Regions from separate parts of the Homo sapiens genome. Here region 2 is linked to region 1. A link is an interaction called in ENCODE POLR2A ChIA-PET data of the cell type or tissue named here. Cell type or tissue: Panc1. All regions are shown on one strand. Links, peaks and the distances in the headings refer to the core of each region. The heading gives the core; the rest is flanking DNA.

Region 1 (8,338 bases), core at 204-8,203:
CTGAGTAGCTGGGACTACAGGCGCCCACCACCATGCCCGGCTACTTTTGTTTTTGTATTTTTAGTAGAGACGGGGTTTCACCGTGTTAGCCAGGATGGTCTCGAACTCTTGACCTCGTGATCCACCCGTCTTGGCCTCCCAAAGTGCTGGGATTACAGGCGTGAGCCACCGCGCCCAGCCAATTTTTTGTATTTTTAATAGAGACGGGGTTTCACTGTGTTAGCCAGGAAGGTCTCGATCTCCTGACCTCGTGATCCGCCCGCCTCAGCCTCCCAAAGTGCTGGGATTACAGGCGTGAGCCACCGTGCCCGGCCTTTTTTAACCGTTTTTAAGTGTAACATTCGGTGGCATTACGTACACTCACCGTTGCACAACTGTCGCCACTGAATTTCCCCCAGATTGCAGAGTTACTTTGGGAACACTATTTTGGTGATCTGAGGATTTTCAGAGGCTTTCACTTGAATGTTCTTAATATAATAGCCCTCCCTCGCTTCATCAATCAAAGAACAGTTGCTAAATATACCTTTTCCCACCGTTCATTCTGAGACTAGAGAAGTAACCACTGAATGGCTCCATCACGCCATTGGACACACTGGGAAACTGACTCTGGTCAAGGTTCCATCTATCACCTGGGTTCTGTAAACTTCTACTCTGAGTGGTGGACTATGCTGGATTTGTTGTTGTTGCGTTTGTTTCATTTCATCTTACTTTATTTTGTGTCTCCATGGATTAGCATCAGTTCAGAGCCAAAATCAATTAGCCCCCCCCTCCACCAAAAAAAATATTTACCTGTCTCCAGTTTATAGTCACACTGGGAAATGGCCCTACTTATTTCTGGGGAATGTTTTACTGAAGATCCACAAAACACACCTGTGGTCACATTGCAGTGTGCTTTCGGGCTCCAAGTCTGAACTAGCTTAGTTTGAGAAACTGGCTAAGAGTGTGTGAATTCCCACTACAGTGACTTAAACTAGGTTTCTGCCCACTAGACCTAGAATCATTGCCTGGATATGTGAAGAAGTACTTTGGGCTGCCCTTGTATTTAATTCCTACAGTCTTATGACTGATTACACGATGTTACATATCCCGAAAGTTCATACCCTGTGATCGTACACACTTCATCCCTGTGGGTTACTCTGGTAATTGTACTCACCTTGTGTTATGCAATTTGTGTTCCCCCAAAATCCGTAAGTTGAAACCCTAACCGCCAATGGGATGGTATTAGGAAGTGGGGTCTTTGGGAAATAATTAGGTATAGATGAGCTCATGAGGGTGGAGCTCCTGCTATAGGATTAGTGTCCTTAGAGAAGAGAAAGAGAAGAGCTCTCACTCTCTTTGCCATGTGAGAAGACAGCCATCTGTGAACCAGGAGGCAAGCCTTTACTGCAAACCAGCCATGCTGGCACCCTAATCTCAGGACTTCCAGTCTCCAGAACTTGAGCAATAAATGTTCGTTGTTTAAGTACCCATCTATGGTATTCTGACTGACTAAACCCAAACTGACTAAGACACCTTGTCACTGCAAGCTAAGGATTGCAACTGGCCTCTACCACTCCTGGATCCTTTATTCCAGCTGAGATCAGGAAATTCAATTCCATGGCAACATCCTTTGCCACCATCTCCTGCTGGCAAAGAACAGCTGCAACACAGTTTTATAAGAATGCTCAAGTCTCCTTACTGTTGCATCTGTAATGCCTGGGTATAGGGGACGTCCTCCAGGCTCTTCCAGGGATGACTGTCTTTCAGAGTGGCAGGGCAGGCTGTTCATAACAGATTCATGCATCATTCTTGTTTCCCTGGGCCTTTAGACTCCTTCCTCTACTTGTATACAATGTTCATAACAGCATTATTCATAATAGTCAAAAAGTGGAAACAACCCAACATGTGTTCATTGGCACCATCCTAAGGCTTAGTGTTCATCTGCCCTTTATTTAAGATGAAGAGGTTTTCCTTGCACATCCATTTATTCGCCCTGTTACCGAAATGCCAGGGGTTCTGTCTAGGTACTGCTGCTTGATCACTGAGACAATGGGTATTGCCAGGGAAGAAGGCTTTAGTTGGGTGCTGCAGCTGAGGAGATGGGAGATGAGTTCTAGATCAGTCCCAAATCCATCTCCCTGACTGATTAAAATTAAGGGTTTGTATAACAGAAAAGAAATGTAACCATTTTTGGGAAAACAAGAATTAGGGAGGGGTAAAGGGGAGGAGTTGGTCAACAAGAAGCAGGTGGTTGCTTAGGCAATCATGATGGGTGAGGGGTCTGGCTCCTCATTGTCCAGATGCAGTGATCTGGTAAGTTTCAGTTCCTTGATAATATCTGGGAGGCCTGATGGTTGGCTTCATGAGGAAGGAACTCAGATTAAGACAAATGTAACTTTCTCAAGTTTTAAGACTGGGAGGGTCAGTTTTCTTTCAGTTTCTTTCTTTTATTCAAAAGAAACCACAAATACCAGTTCTATCAGACAGTTGGGCCATTTTCAACTCAAGGCATCTGAGTTCCTCCTCATCAAGGTAGGGTGACTTTAAATGTCTACAAAGGTGGGATGTGGATTGTCCTCAGATTCTGTGTTTGTTTATAGGGGTGTGTGAAAAATTTCCCCTATCATTCAGCCTTCATGATGGAAGATCTTTTTCTCCTTTCTTCTTCCTTTAAGTCTCTATTTCCTTTCACTTTCCCCTGCAATCAAGCTGCTTGTTCTTCTATCTCCTTCCTATTCCCAGCTGTGATTTTATCTAGTCTTTGTGAATTAAGAAACTGGTTTAAGAAACTGGTTTCTAAGCATGCATTTTAATCATTTCAAGTCACAGTCAAGTTAGCAATTCTTGAACTTTTTTTCTGCAACATTGTGGCCTGGGGAAGGCGGGAAAGGAGCTTTTGGGGGATCATTAAGAGAGCAAAGCACAAAGGTATACAGCAAATATAAGCAAATGTATACTTCAGGCCCTAACCATGCCACGTTATAACAGAAACACTTTTCTCCAGGACTCTTGTTGGCATCACCCCTTAGGATCCAGATATGCTGGAGAAGATACAAATCATTCTGACTTAAAGAATCTTCAAATCAGTAAATATTTTTTGAGGATCATTGCCATACCATGTACCATGCAAAATGCCAGGAATACAGCAGTTAAACACAAACACACATGGTTCCTGAATTTGTGGACCATGTTTTTATGAACCTCATAGTACCGGCTAGAATTGTGAAATCATTGTAGGCACCATCTCTACTGCAGAGAAGAAAACTTTTGCATATATTGGAGAACTGAGCCTCTAGTCATATTTCAATATTGTCTCCAAGTCCCTTTTAATTCAAGGCCTTCTTCATTACAATCCACATCCTGGAATAGAAACTTAGACTAGTTGATAGCGTACAAGAGTTGACAAGGCAGAGGAGATGCTCAGAGATAGAAAAGGAGGCTTGTCAGAGTTTCCAAGCTAACTACATTGTATATCTCAGATGAGAGAAAAAGGGTTTCTCTCGTTAATTAAGAAATTCCTTTGGAGATTAATGAGGACAGAATGCAGGATGTACAAGAGAATATTCTCAAACCAAACAGCTTTTAACCTGGGAGAATAAAGAGACCCAAAGGGCTAGTCTTTGTCTAGAGCAGAGAAAACACAGAAGAAAATTTAAAAATATTCCTCCATTCCAATATTTGTATAATCTTGAGGAAAAGGCCTTTTTAAGCAAAAGACAAAATCTTTAATCCAGAGGATATAGAAGAAGAAAAAGATTTATGTTTGGCTACATAAAAATTAAAAACAGCATAGTAAAACATGTGACTAAAATGTTAAAAAGCAAAGAGCATTCTGGGGAAAAATATTTGCAACACTTAAGATTGGCACATATATTTCTTACAAGTAATAAGTCCAACAACTTAATAGGAAAATTGGCATTCTACTGACACTCGTTTGAATTTGGGAAAAAAGTTTTTTTAAAAAGAAAATTGGCAAAAGATATAAACCTACTGTTAAAATAAAAATAAATATTAAATAGCATGCATTAAATACTAAACAAAATAAATATGGCATATAAACAAATGAGAAGATGTTCAACTGCATTCATAATTAAGGAAATGCAAATTAAAATAGCAGAAAACCATTTTAACTTAGATGGATAAATCTCCATGGTGCTGGGGAATTTGCTGGAAAATAGACATACTTGGAACTATAAATCTTTGTAGCTGCATTGGTGGGCAATTTGGCATTTTTTTTTTTTATACTTTAAGTTCTGGGATACATGTGCTGAACGTGCAGGTTTGTTACATAGGTATACATGTGCCATGGTGGTTTGCTGCACCCAACAACCCGTCATCTAGGTTTTAAGCCCCGCATGCATTAGGTATTTGTCCTAATGCTCTCCTTCCCCTTGCCCCCCACCCCCTGACAGGCTCCAGGGTGTGATGTTCCCCTCCCTGTGTTCTTGTGTTCTCATTGTTCAACTCCCACTTATGAGTGAGAATATGCGGTGTTTAGTTTTCCGTTCCTGTGTTAGTTCGCTGAGAATGATGGTTTCCAGCTTCATCCATGTCCCTGCAAAGGACATTGAACTCATTCTTTTTTATGGCTGCATAGTATTTCAAAATGTAAAACACAATATTCTTTACATCAGTCATTTCCTGTTTGCTTTCCAACCCATTCCCTACCCTTCTGCTCTGCTCTGTCCCACAGAGGCTGAGCCCTGCAAACTACAGTTCCTAAGCCCCTTTGCTAACTGGCTTTTATTTAGAATCAGCCAATGGAAAGTGCTGGCAGGAGACTGAAGGGTGAATAATTGAATGGGAGAGCCAGCATATTTCTTTCCCCTTTCTGCATCTGGGGGTCTTCCCAGCAGCGGCTGCATCTGTCTCATATATGACCCAGCTCCCACCAGGCAGGACAGCCCTTCCCACCCAGCTTCTAGCCTCTGGTCACACCGGCTCCTCAATTTGTCCCTCTAGCCCTTGGTGGTTTTATCTTGTTGCTGATCTTTTTTTTTTTTTTTTGAGTGGGGGACACTGTTTCATTCTTGTTGCCCAGGCTGGAGTGTAATGGCGCCATCTTGGCTCACCACAACCACCACCTACTGGGTTCAAACGATTCTCCTGCCTCAGCCTCCTGAGTAGTTGGGATTACAGGCCTGTGCCACCACACTCGGCTAATTTTGTATTTTGGGTTTTTTTTTTGTTTTTTTTTTGTGAGACGGAGTCTCGCTCTGTCACCCAGACTGGAGTGCAGTGGCGTGATCTCGGCTTACTGCAAGCTCCGACTCCCAGGTTCACACCATTCTCCTGCCTCAGCCTCCCAAGTAGCTGGGACTACAGGCGCCCGCCACCACGCCCGGCTAATTTTTGTGTATTGTTTTTAGTAGAGATGGGGTTTCACTGTGTTAGCCAGGACGGTCTCGATCTCCTGATCTCATGATCCGCCCACCTCGGCCTCCCAAAATGCTGGGATTGCAGGCGTGAGCCACTGCGCCCGGCCTAATTTTATTTTTTGTACAGATGAGGTCTCACTTTGCTGCCTAGGCTGGCCTCGAACTTCTAGCCACAAGTGATCCTCCCGTTTCAGCTTCCCAAAGTGTGGGGATTATAGGTGTGAGCCACCTCACCTGGTCCAACCATTTTATTTATAATAATTTTTCCTTCATTCTTAGCTGTGTGAGCGTCTGCAGGCAAATACCTCAGCACAAGGATACTCAGTGAAGCATTGCTTTTAAGGGAAAATGCACAGAAACAATCTAGGTATTTATTGATTGGTGATTCATACAATGGAATACTATACAGCAAATTAAAGGAACGAGGTAGATTTATATACGTGGAAAGATAGGCAAGATATTGTTAAGTGAGAAAAGCAAGATGCCAAACAGCATGTACAGTATGAGTTAAAAAAAAAAAAATACACATAGGCCGGGCGTGGTGGCTCACGCCTGTAATCCCAGCACTTTGGGAGGCTGAGGTGGGCAGATCTTGAGGTAAGGAGGTGAGGAGATTTGAGACCATCCGGGCTAACATGGTGAAACCCTGTCTCTACTAAAAATACAAAAAATTAGCTGGGCATGGTGGCATGAGCCTGTAGTCCCAGCTACTCGGGAGGCCGAGGCAGGAGAATCGCTTCAACCCAGGAGGCAGAGGTTGCAGGGAGCTGAGATTGCGCCACTGTACTACAGCCTGGGTGACAGAGCGAGACGCCATCTCAAATTAAAAAACAACAACAAACAAAACAAAACAGCACAGCCAGGCGCAGTGGCTCACATCTCTAATCCCAGCACTTTGGGAGGCCAAGGTGAGCAGATGACTTGATGCCAGCATGTCCAGAATTGGTTCCTTCTGGTGGGTTCTTGGTCTCACTGAGTTCAAGAATGAAGCTGCAGACCTTCGTGGTGAGTGTTACAGCTCTTAAAGATGGTGTGTCAGGAGTTTGTTCCTTCAGATATGTCCAGAGTTTCTACCTTCCAGTGAGTTCATGGTCTTGCTGACTTCAAGAATGAAGCTGCCAACCTTCATGGTGTTACAGCTCTTAAAGGTGGTGCAGACCCAAAGAGTCAGCAGCAGCAAGATTTATTGTAAAGAGCAAAAGAAAAAAGCTTCCACAGCATGGAAGGTGACCTGAGTGGGTTGCCACTGCTGGCTGGGGGGGTGGCCAGCTTTTATTCCCTTATTTGGCCCCACCCACATCCTGCTGATTGGTCCATTTTACAGAGCACTGATTGGTCCATTTTACCGAGTGCTGATTGGTGCGTTTACAATCCTTTAGCTAGACACAGAGCGCTGATTGGTACATTTTTACAGAGTGCTGATTGGTGCATTTACAATCCGTTAGCTAGACACAGAGTACTGATTGGTATGTTTTTACAGAGTGCTGATTGGTGCATTTACAATCCTTTAGCTAGACACAGAGCGCTGATTGGTGCGTTTACAATCCCCTAGCTAGACAGAAAAGTTCTCCAAGGCCCCACTCAACCCAGGAAGTCCAGCTGGCTTCAGCTCTCACCAGGAGTTCAAGACCAGCCTGGGCAACAGGTCAAGACCTGGCTCTACAAAATTTAAAAAATTAGCAAGGCATGGTGGTGCATGTTTGTGGTCTTAGCTGCTTAGGAGGCTGAGAGAGGAGGATCGCTTGAGTCTGGGAGGTCGAGGTTGCAGTGTGCTGTGTTCATGCCACTGTACTCCAGCTGGGGCAACAGAGTGAGACCCTATCTCAAAAAATAAATAAATAAAATAAAAATTTTAAAGACATACATGCATACATGTGTGCTTTAAAAAATAGTGTCTAAAAAACACTCTGGAGCTAGACAGCCTGGGATTACATCTCAGTTTCACTACTTGATAACTTGTTGGGCAATTTACTTGAGTTCTCTGTTTTTGTATCTATCCCTGGTTCCTTATCTGTAAAATGGTGTTATGATAATAATCCTCATAAGGTTTTTTTGACTATTACATGAGTATAATTCAGGAGTTAGCAAACTAATAGCCATAGGCCAAATCTGGCTGTTGCTTGTTTGCTTTTTTTTGAGATGGGGTCTCGCTCTGTCACCAGGCTGGAGTGCAGTGGCCCAATGTCAGCTCACTGTAACCTCCGCCTCCTGGGTTCAAGTGATTTTCCTGTCTCAGCCTCCCAAGTAGCTGGGACTTCAGGCACGCACCACCATGCCCAGTTAATTTTTGTATTTTTAGTAGAGATGGGATTTCACCATGTTGGCCAGGATGGTCTCGATCTCCTGACCTCGTGATCTGCCTGCCTTGGCCTCCCAAAGTGCTAGGATTACTGGCGTGAGCCACTGCGCCTGGCGCTATAGCTTGTTTTTTTAAATAAAGTTTTATTGGAACATAGCTGCATCCGTTAGTTTACATACTCCCTATAGCTGCTTTCTTACTACAACAAAGTGTTGATTAGTTGCAACGGAGACCAAGTGCTCTACAAAGCCTAAAATATTTGCTATGTAACTTTAACATAAAAAATTTGCTTTCTGCTGAATTAATGCATATAAAGTGTTTAGGAGAGTACTTGACACGTAGTAAATGTTCAATGTTTATGGTGGTTATTGTATAAACATGGAAAATTTCTGCAAGGATTCCTGCTTGGGAGTCTGGGACACCATTCTTTGACACCATTTGACTTTTTCTTTTTGTCTTATACCTTTTTATGTTTGATTCTCCATAAATTATTTCTTTAGTTAAAAAACCAATTAGCAGGCCGGGCACGGTGGTGCATGCCTGTAATCCCAGAACTTTGGGAGGCCGAGGTGGGTGGATCACCTAAGGTCAGAGGTTCAAGACCAGCCTGGCCAACACGGTGAAACCCGGCCTCTACTAAAAATATAAAAATTAGCCAGGCATGGTGGCACTCGCTTGTAAT
Region 2 (8,338 bases), core at 333-8,332, 260 kb before region 1:
AGATCATTTAACTTTAAAATAGCATAAAAATTCTTCTTAGTAAATCGTAACTAACAAGAAGAAGGAAATATAATGGTCGATAATTAATCAAATATCCAAAATGACGGCTAAGGGAAAAAAATCCACCACCGCCACCTGAACGACCTTTCAGTGAAATGAGCGTTGTGGATTTTAGAATTCAGAATTCTCTGTTCTTGTTCCTGTGAGTCTCTCAATCTAGCTGCTTTCCAGTCCTAATATTACTTGGCCTGTCTGGCAACATTGGTCTCTCTTGTTCTTGAAAGCTTCCCACAGCCGGGCACAGTGGCTCATATATGTAATCCCAGCACTTTGGGAAGCTGAGGCAGGAGGATCACTTGAGTTCAAGATTAGCCTGGGCAACATAGGGAGGTCCCATGTCTACAAAAATTAAAACATTAGCTGGGCATGGTGGCTCACACCTATGGTCTTAGCTCCTCGGGAGGCTAAGGTGAGAGGATCACCTAAGCCTGGGGAGGTCGAGGCTGCAGTGAGCTATGATCATACCACTACATTCCAGCCTGGGTGACAGAGCAAGACTGTCTCAAAAAAGAAAAAGGAAGAAGAAGGAGGAGGAAGGAGGAAGAAGGAAGAAGAAGAGAAAGAAGAAGAAGAGGAGGAGGAGGAAGAAGAAGAGGAAGGAGAAGGAGGAGGAGAAGGAAGGAAGGAAGGGAGGGAGGGAGGGAGGGAGGGAGGAAAGGAGGAAGGGAGAAAGAGAAGCAGAAGGAGAAGAAGAAATAAGAAAGCTTCCACGCTGGTTTCCATGAGCCACTCGGTAATCCTCCTCATCACTGCTCTCTGGCCACACTTCGTGGGCTCTGTCACTGCGTGCCCTTCCTCTGTCTGCTCTGAGGCCTGGCACTCCCTAGGTCTCCATCTGTACCTCTTTTCCTTCTTCCTCTACTTAATCTCATTCACTCCTGTGACTTTAAGAACTACTTAAATACAATGATTTGAAACCAGACAAAATGCATAAGCACAGCATAACACACATTAATAGTCCCTTGTTGTTCATTTTCTTGCTTTTCATTAGTCATCCTGAGATTCAGAAGTATATTTCCACCTGCCTACCAGCACCTCCACTTGACCATAGTTCCCTTTAACTCTTTAACTTCATCTGCTCAAAACACTTTTTTAAAACATCTCAAATCTCTTCTCCCATGATCTCTATCTGAGCTCATGATATCACCATCCACCTGCTTCCCCAAGCCCAAGCTTTGGAAGCCACAGTGAATGTGAGGCACTATTGGCTAACATGTAACAGTGACCATGTGACAGTAATTGTTAACAGTGTGCAAGAGAAAACTGTAAGGCTGGCTGCTAAATATGCCTGATAAATAACTGTCAACTTAACGCTGGTAGTATGATTAGGAAGAAGAGTGAAAGGGAAGAATAATTGGGTTCTGAGAGAGCCTTTGTTCATATGTATATGTCATTTCTAATTATAAATATGGAAATTTGATTAATTCTGTTTTTCCCACTCAACTCTAAGTTCTATAAGAGCTGGACCCATCCCTGTTTTGCTCATCACTGCATGCCCAGCACCTAATATAGTGCCTCACATATAGTAGATGCTCAGTAAACACTTGGTTCCAATTCCCTATGACCAAAGCTGACAATTCAGACTGATAAAGACAAACATTATATGAATTATTTATGTACAAGAATTAGTGTATCTATAAATGTATTGTCATGATGTACAAATATACAGAAAATAGAAATCTGCTGTCTTCTGGCATTTTGTCCTTTTCCTTAAAATCCTGCATTTACAAAAATAATATTCACTCCAGCCTTAAAATAAACTGAAAGACTTCCTCTCCCTAACCCCTCATCTGATCATCAAATTCTATCAACTTGGTCCTCTAAAATTCAGCTCAAAAACTGCTATCTCTGTGTAAAGTTATTGGCTATGTTCCAAATGCATTCTGCATATTGTCATGTATAATAGTAACATATTGTAATTATTTTAGTGTCTCCTCCTTCCTTCCCTCTTCCAAGTCCAGGAGCTACTTAAAGATTTTCAGGATCTCTTGTGCAATAACTGGGCTGAACATAGTACCTGATAACTAATTGACAGTCAATACATCACAAGTCAAAAGAAAAAAGAAATAGGATTTGGGAACACAAACATAGGATTTTGACAGCCACAATGAATTCTTTCATTCTTCCTACTCTGCACCTGTCTGTGGCCTTTTCCTCTACCATGTTCTGTCACATCCACATCATTATCTCGTGTCACAGAGCCTTCCCTGTGACTTCTGTGATGTATGGCTATGGGCATGGAATGGATGTACTTAACATTATGGCTTTTTTATTCTTTCTTCCTATTTATTCTGTCCCTTATCAGAAGCAAAGACCACAACATGTAGAAGTCTAATACAAAGTGCTGAAATATGCAAAGATAATATATGCACAGGGGTGCTGATTAAAACATTGACAAAAATGAAAGAATGTTGCTTTCAAGACACTCAGGTCTCTTTCTATACCTAAGTATATTATTCAACCATCAGAAAAGAACCAACTCCTTCCTAGATAAGAGACAACAGCACTTGCCCCTACCCATACTAATGCCACGGCTATTTGTCCATCAAAGTAAATGAATGGCTTTGTATTTGAATAGAAAAGAGGGGCACTCTGAGCTCTGAGGTGACAGATAATGCACTGATCAGTCACTCTCCAGTGGGGGTATCAGAAAAGTGAGGAAGAGAAAGTGATTCTGAGTAGTTTGGATTAATATTTGAATCTCAATCTTTATGAAAGAAATAGGAGCTTAACTTGCTATATAAAAGGTTTCAGTAGATAATAGATTTTTTGACATTGTTATGCAAGTAGATAGAATATTAACCTGCCTGGATTAATGAAAGCAATTACTAAGTGCTGTTACTATAAGTGGAATAGTTTCACTGTATCACATGTCCTGGTGATTCTTCATTTAGCCCAGATGATGCCAGGGGCTATTTGACAAAATGTTTCGTATATCTAAGAAGACATATTTTGCTGGTTTAAACCATAATCTTTGACATTTGTACCCACTGTGGATTTATGCCTCTTGTACACTCATTACAATTTAAGCAGAAACATTTTTCATGAGCAGAAAAGGAAAAATCTTAGATTTCATTAGCGAAAAAGCCACTGTCCCTACTGTCCTATTGTGATATGCTAATATTCACCCTGGAAAGAATAATTTAAGAACTCAAGCCTCTATATATGCAATTCAACTACTGTAGATTCAAAGATGGTCACAATAATTTATATACTCAAAGTTATGAAGGGTTAAAGAACTAATTATGAAAGACAATTTTTGTCCTTCTTCCCTACATAGGGAAAAATTTCTTAAAGACACAAAAATACATAACAAAGAGAAAAATTAATAAATTCAATTACATTCACCAAATTGAGAATTTTATCAAAGGACACCACAAAAAGAGTAAACTGCAGAGATGAAGATATTTGCAACACATACAAAGAATAAAGGACTAGGGGCCAGAATATATATTATACAAAGAACTCCTATAGATCATTTTGAAAAGACAGGTAACATTTGAAATGGCTGAAGACTTAAACAGGCATTTCATAAATTAGGAAATCGAAATAAAAATATGAAAAATTGCTCAAGCTTATTAGTAACTAGGGATAATGCAAATTATAAGTACCATAGGATACCATTATACACCCATCAGTTGAGCCAAATGTTAAAATCTGACAATATCCAATGATGGTGAGAATAGAGAATTCTCATACACTGCTGGAAGGTAAATAAATTGGTATGATCGCTTTGGAAAATACAGGCAGGTTGAAGATTGGCAATTCTACACCACCGTGATCACGCTCATAGAAATTCGCAAACATGTTCACCAGGCTATATGTACAACAGGTGCAGAGCAGCACTATTCATAATAGCCCAAACAATGAAAGCAAGTCAAAACCCATCAACTAAAAAATGGATAAACTGTGGTACAATCATACAATGGGATACTATACCATAACAAAATGAAATAACTAGCACTGTGTACAACAACCTGGAGAATCTCACACACACACAAAAAAAAATGTTAAATGAAAGAAAAAGCATTAAATAATATATGCAATATTATTCCATTCATGTAAAGTTCAAAAAGCAGACAAAAACTAAATTATGTGTGATAAAACTATAAAAGAAAATTAAGTAAATTATTACAACAAGTTGTGGACAATGGTTGTCTGGGACAGAGAAAGCTACGATGGAGAAGGGCACAAATGGAGATTGTGCGGTGCTTATGATATTCTATTTCCTTCATCTGGGTGGTGGCTACATGAATAGCAGGTTTATATTATTTGTTAAACTGTATATTCATGTTTGTGCACTTTTTCTGTATATATGGTATATTTCCCACAGGATGTTTTTCAGAAAGGTTATATAGACATATGAGACTAGATGGTCTGGTAAAAGAATGACAGGTGATAGACAAAAGGCAAACAAAAAATATAATCAGGAGGTAATAAGTGCTATGAAGAAAAGAAAAGCAGGATAGGGGAATAGGTTGAGAAGAGAGAACTATTTAACGGCTTGTAGCACCAGGATCTCCATAGTTAAGCCTCATGGAGTGCCACTGTGAACACAGCAAAGGCAATGCAAATTGAATGCACAATGAAGTTTCAAATTGTGCTGCATGCAAGATTTCATAAAGTCCACAAGAGATGGCTCCAACAACATCAAAAGTCCCTGACAGATAAAGATCTGGCAGCATTAGACTGTCAACAATTGAAGAAAAGAAAATAAGAAAAGCTGTCTATATTTTGGGTGCTTCATGAGAGAATAATCTTAATGATGAAATTTTTTTAAGGCTTAGAAAACTAATGAAGCCCTCAAATATGGTGTGAGATCTCTTTATAAGAATGCTGCAAGAGTCAGATGTGAAGCGAAGGCTGTTGTAATATGCCTTTTTTATAGAAAAACAATCATGCTATAAATAACAATAAAGCATTTTTAATTTGAAAAATTAGTTGACTGCTATTTTTATCTAGATAGATAGACCAATAGATAGATAGATAGATAGATAGATAGATAGATAGGATAGATAGGTGGGGTTTTTTGTTTTTTTTTTTTTTTTTTTTTTTTTTAGACAGAGTCTCACTCTTTTGCCCAGGCTGGAAGTGTGGTGACACGATCTCAGCTCACTGCAACCTCTGCCTCCCAGGTTCAAGCGATTCTCCTGTCTCAGCCTCCCCAGTAGCTCAGAGTACAGGCGCCTGCCACCACACCTGGCTAATTTTTGTATTTTTAATAGAGACGGGGTTTCACCATGTTGGCCAGGCTGGTCTCGAACTCCTGACCTCTAGTGACCCGCCCACCTTGGCCTCCTAAAGTGCTGGGATTACAGGCCTGAGCCATCACGCCAGGCTGTCAATAAACTTTTATGTTGACATACTTCAATAGAGTTTCAGTCAATCCCTCTTTTCCCTCCCTAATTTTTCCTATTTGAAAAGAATCCGCTCTCTCCTGTTTTGTTCAGCAAAATGTAAAACATTGATAAGATTTATACCTTTTTGAAAAAAATAGACTATGGTTGAGCCCATACATTCGATGAACATTTGTTCGTCACCTACTATGTGCTAGGCTCTGGGGAGAAACAAAAACAAATGAAACAAGAATCACCAAGACTCAAGAAGCTTACAACGAACGGCGAATAAAAAGGCTAGAAAACCACTGGCTTCGGGAATCTGTGGTAAGTGCTATTCAAAATGGGTGTCCAGGCCAGGCGCGGTGGCTCACGCCTGTAATCCCAGCACTTTGGGAGGCTGAGGCGGATGGATCATTTAAGGTTAGGGGTTTGAGACCAGCCTGGCCAACATGGTGAAACCCCACCTCTACTAAAAATAGAAAAATTAGCTGGGCGTAGTGGCGGGCGCCTGTACTCCGAGCTACTCGGGAGGCTGAGGCAGGAGAATCGCTTGAACCCAGGAGGTGGAGGGTGCAGTGAGCCGAGATTGCACCACTGCACTCCAGCCTGGGCGACAGAGCAAGACTCCGCTCAAAAACAAAACAAAACAAAAAGTGTGTCCAAAGGAAGGGCCTCTAAATCAGATTTCTCATGGGGCATTAGAAATATAGAATTTTGTTTTTGCCATATTTTTCATACAATCTTAGCTTAATAACAAAAACACAAATTAGTCACAGGCAGTCATCAGGACAAAAAAAAATCAGAAATATAAATTCTGAATAAGCTATAAACTAGATAACAAGGCCTTGAATAATTCCATTTTCTTAACTTTAAGTTGATATCTAATAAGACAGGAGTGCAACATCGAAACGCTGTCTTGTTTGAATTATAAATCTTCACTTTAAAGCGGCAGATGGAGCGCCTTATGTTCACAGAAAGCAAGCCAAGGGCTCAGAAAAGGTAACCACTCCGCCAAAGGGAAAGACACAAAACAGAAAACATGGCTCTGAACTTATATGCCCTCGAAGGGTTAACAGATGCCTGAATTTGTGAGAATTTTACAGAATTAGAATGGAACTAGTACAAAGTCCTCCAATGTGTTTTCCTTTCTGGGTCATGCAAACACGTACGTTCTACGGAAGATTTCAAGTACAACAAAAAAATCCGGGTTTCCCATCACAGAACCTAAGTCGCCGCATTTCCTCTGGTGTATAACATGTTGTTGATGCAGTTATTGTCCTTTGTTTTTTTTTTAGCTCTGTTTCCTTAAATGCCAAAACTACACACACGAAGTATGTAATACGAACACTGTGACAATGAGGAGATGCAAGTAACATTTTATTCACCTGAAGAAACTAAACCCCAACATTTTGCTTTTTGTCTACAGACACAGTTCCTGTAAACACAGAATCAAATACGGTGCGCGTAGAAAATAAAAAGATCCTCCCACACTATGGCACTTCCTTCAATGGAGGCTACTCGGGAGGCTGAGGCAGCGAATTGCTTGAACCCGGGAGGCGGGGTTGCATTGAGCTGAGATTGCGCCACTGCACTCCAGCCTGGGCGACAGAGCGAGACTCCGTATCAAAAAACAAACAAAACAACAACAACAACAACAAACAAGATGTTGTATTCTTGACATTTAGGCATTTTCTAAAATATTACATTTTTTATAAAATTTCTCTGCCATGGAAAAAAAATCCACCTTTGCCAGAGCAAAGGAAGCCAGTGAAAGAAGTAATTCATTGGGAGTATAATTATAAGCATTTAGCATTGTTTTGAACATGAGAAAAAGGCAAGCTTTCATCTAACAGATTTTCATAATCTCAAGAAATAATTCATCTGCCATTTATTTTCAGGGAAATGTGGTGCTTCTTGGAAGAAGCCCAGAGGATCCTGCTGTTAAACCAAGACCCATGCAGGAAAAAAAAATTATCCACTCCACAATAACATGGCAGGTAACACAAAGGCAGTGGTACTTCTCCAGCCGGGAGAGGCCCCCTCAAAACAGGAACTCCTGCCGGCTGACTTAATTACAGCACAGCAAGGGAATCCACTACAAAGGCAGGAGCCACTGAACAGAGAGCTGCTGAGATCCGTCCTCGGTACACGGACAGATGGTTCTGCTGCTTCTCGGCTGGTATAAGACCTTATAGAAGACTCTGAAAACTGAAACACGCCAACAAGTTTTCTGTTACCAGTATTTTTTTTTTAACTCTGTGCCCAGGCCAGGAGCGGTGGCTCACGCCTGTAATCTCAGCGCTTTGGGAGGCCGAGGCGGGCGGATCGCGAGGTCAGGGGTTTGAGCATCCTGGCCAACATGGTGAAACCCCGTCTTTACTAAAAATACAAAAATCAGCTGGGCGTGGTGGCGCTTGTCTGTAGTCCCAGCTACTTGGGAGGCTAAGGCACGAGGAATCGCTCGAACCCAGGAAGAGGAGGTTGCAGTGAGCCGAGATTGCACCACTGCGCTCCAGCCTGGCGACAGAGCGAGACTCCGTCTCAAACAAACAAATAAACAAAAAAACCCTTTGTGCCCACCGTATGCTAGCGTAAAAGTAATCTGAATTTGAAAGTCAATCAGCAAGTATTTACTGAGCGACGTGTAAGGGATAAGGAAAAGGTCTAAAGCAGCTTATCTAGTTTAGGGACATGGATTAAACTCTGATTTAATTTTAGGGCTTTTGACTTTTTCATCATCACACACAGACACACACAAACACACACACACAAAATTAGAGGAGAGGCCATGAAAGCACTGCCTTGAAAATTCTCAGACAAATTTACAGAAACAGAGTGAGTCCATGTAAGAAACCTGACCTTATACACAGGGACGATGCACTGAAACCTGTTTCACAGCAAAGGGAACTGAAAGTTTCTAAAGCAGTCACCACAGCAGC

What was found. ChIA-PET counts read pairs that join two places held together with the same protein. Peaks named below come from ENCODE experiments on the same cell type or tissue, not always from the same donor. Only the 100,000 strongest peaks of a DNase experiment are listed, where the experiment ranks them.
Region 2: POLR2A ChIA-PET joins it to region 1 with 12 read pairs; 2 of 35 experiments call an interaction of 5 or more read pairs at or near these places.

The regions. Positions count from the first base shown.
Region 1 is chr12:31,881,340-31,889,677 of GRCh38, reverse strand. LINC02422 (long intergenic non-protein coding RNA 2422) reads left to right here and starts at 2,475. Exons shown (of 2, transcript NR_135029.1): 1 at 2,475-2,511. In Panc1, for the core only: no CTCF peak of the experiment used is centred there; no DNase peak of the experiment used is centred there.
Region 2 is chr12:32,139,186-32,147,523 of GRCh38, reverse strand. All of the region lies in intron 1 of BICD1 (BICD cargo adaptor 1), which reads right to left. Among named protein-coding and RNA genes, the nearest start is that of BICD1-AS1, 36 kb to the right of the region's middle. RefSeq lists enhancers at 748-817, 7,529-7,578. In Panc1, for the core only: no CTCF peak of the experiment used is centred there; no DNase peak of the experiment used is centred there; H3K4me3 peaks cover 2,075 bases; H3K27ac peaks cover 2,194 bases.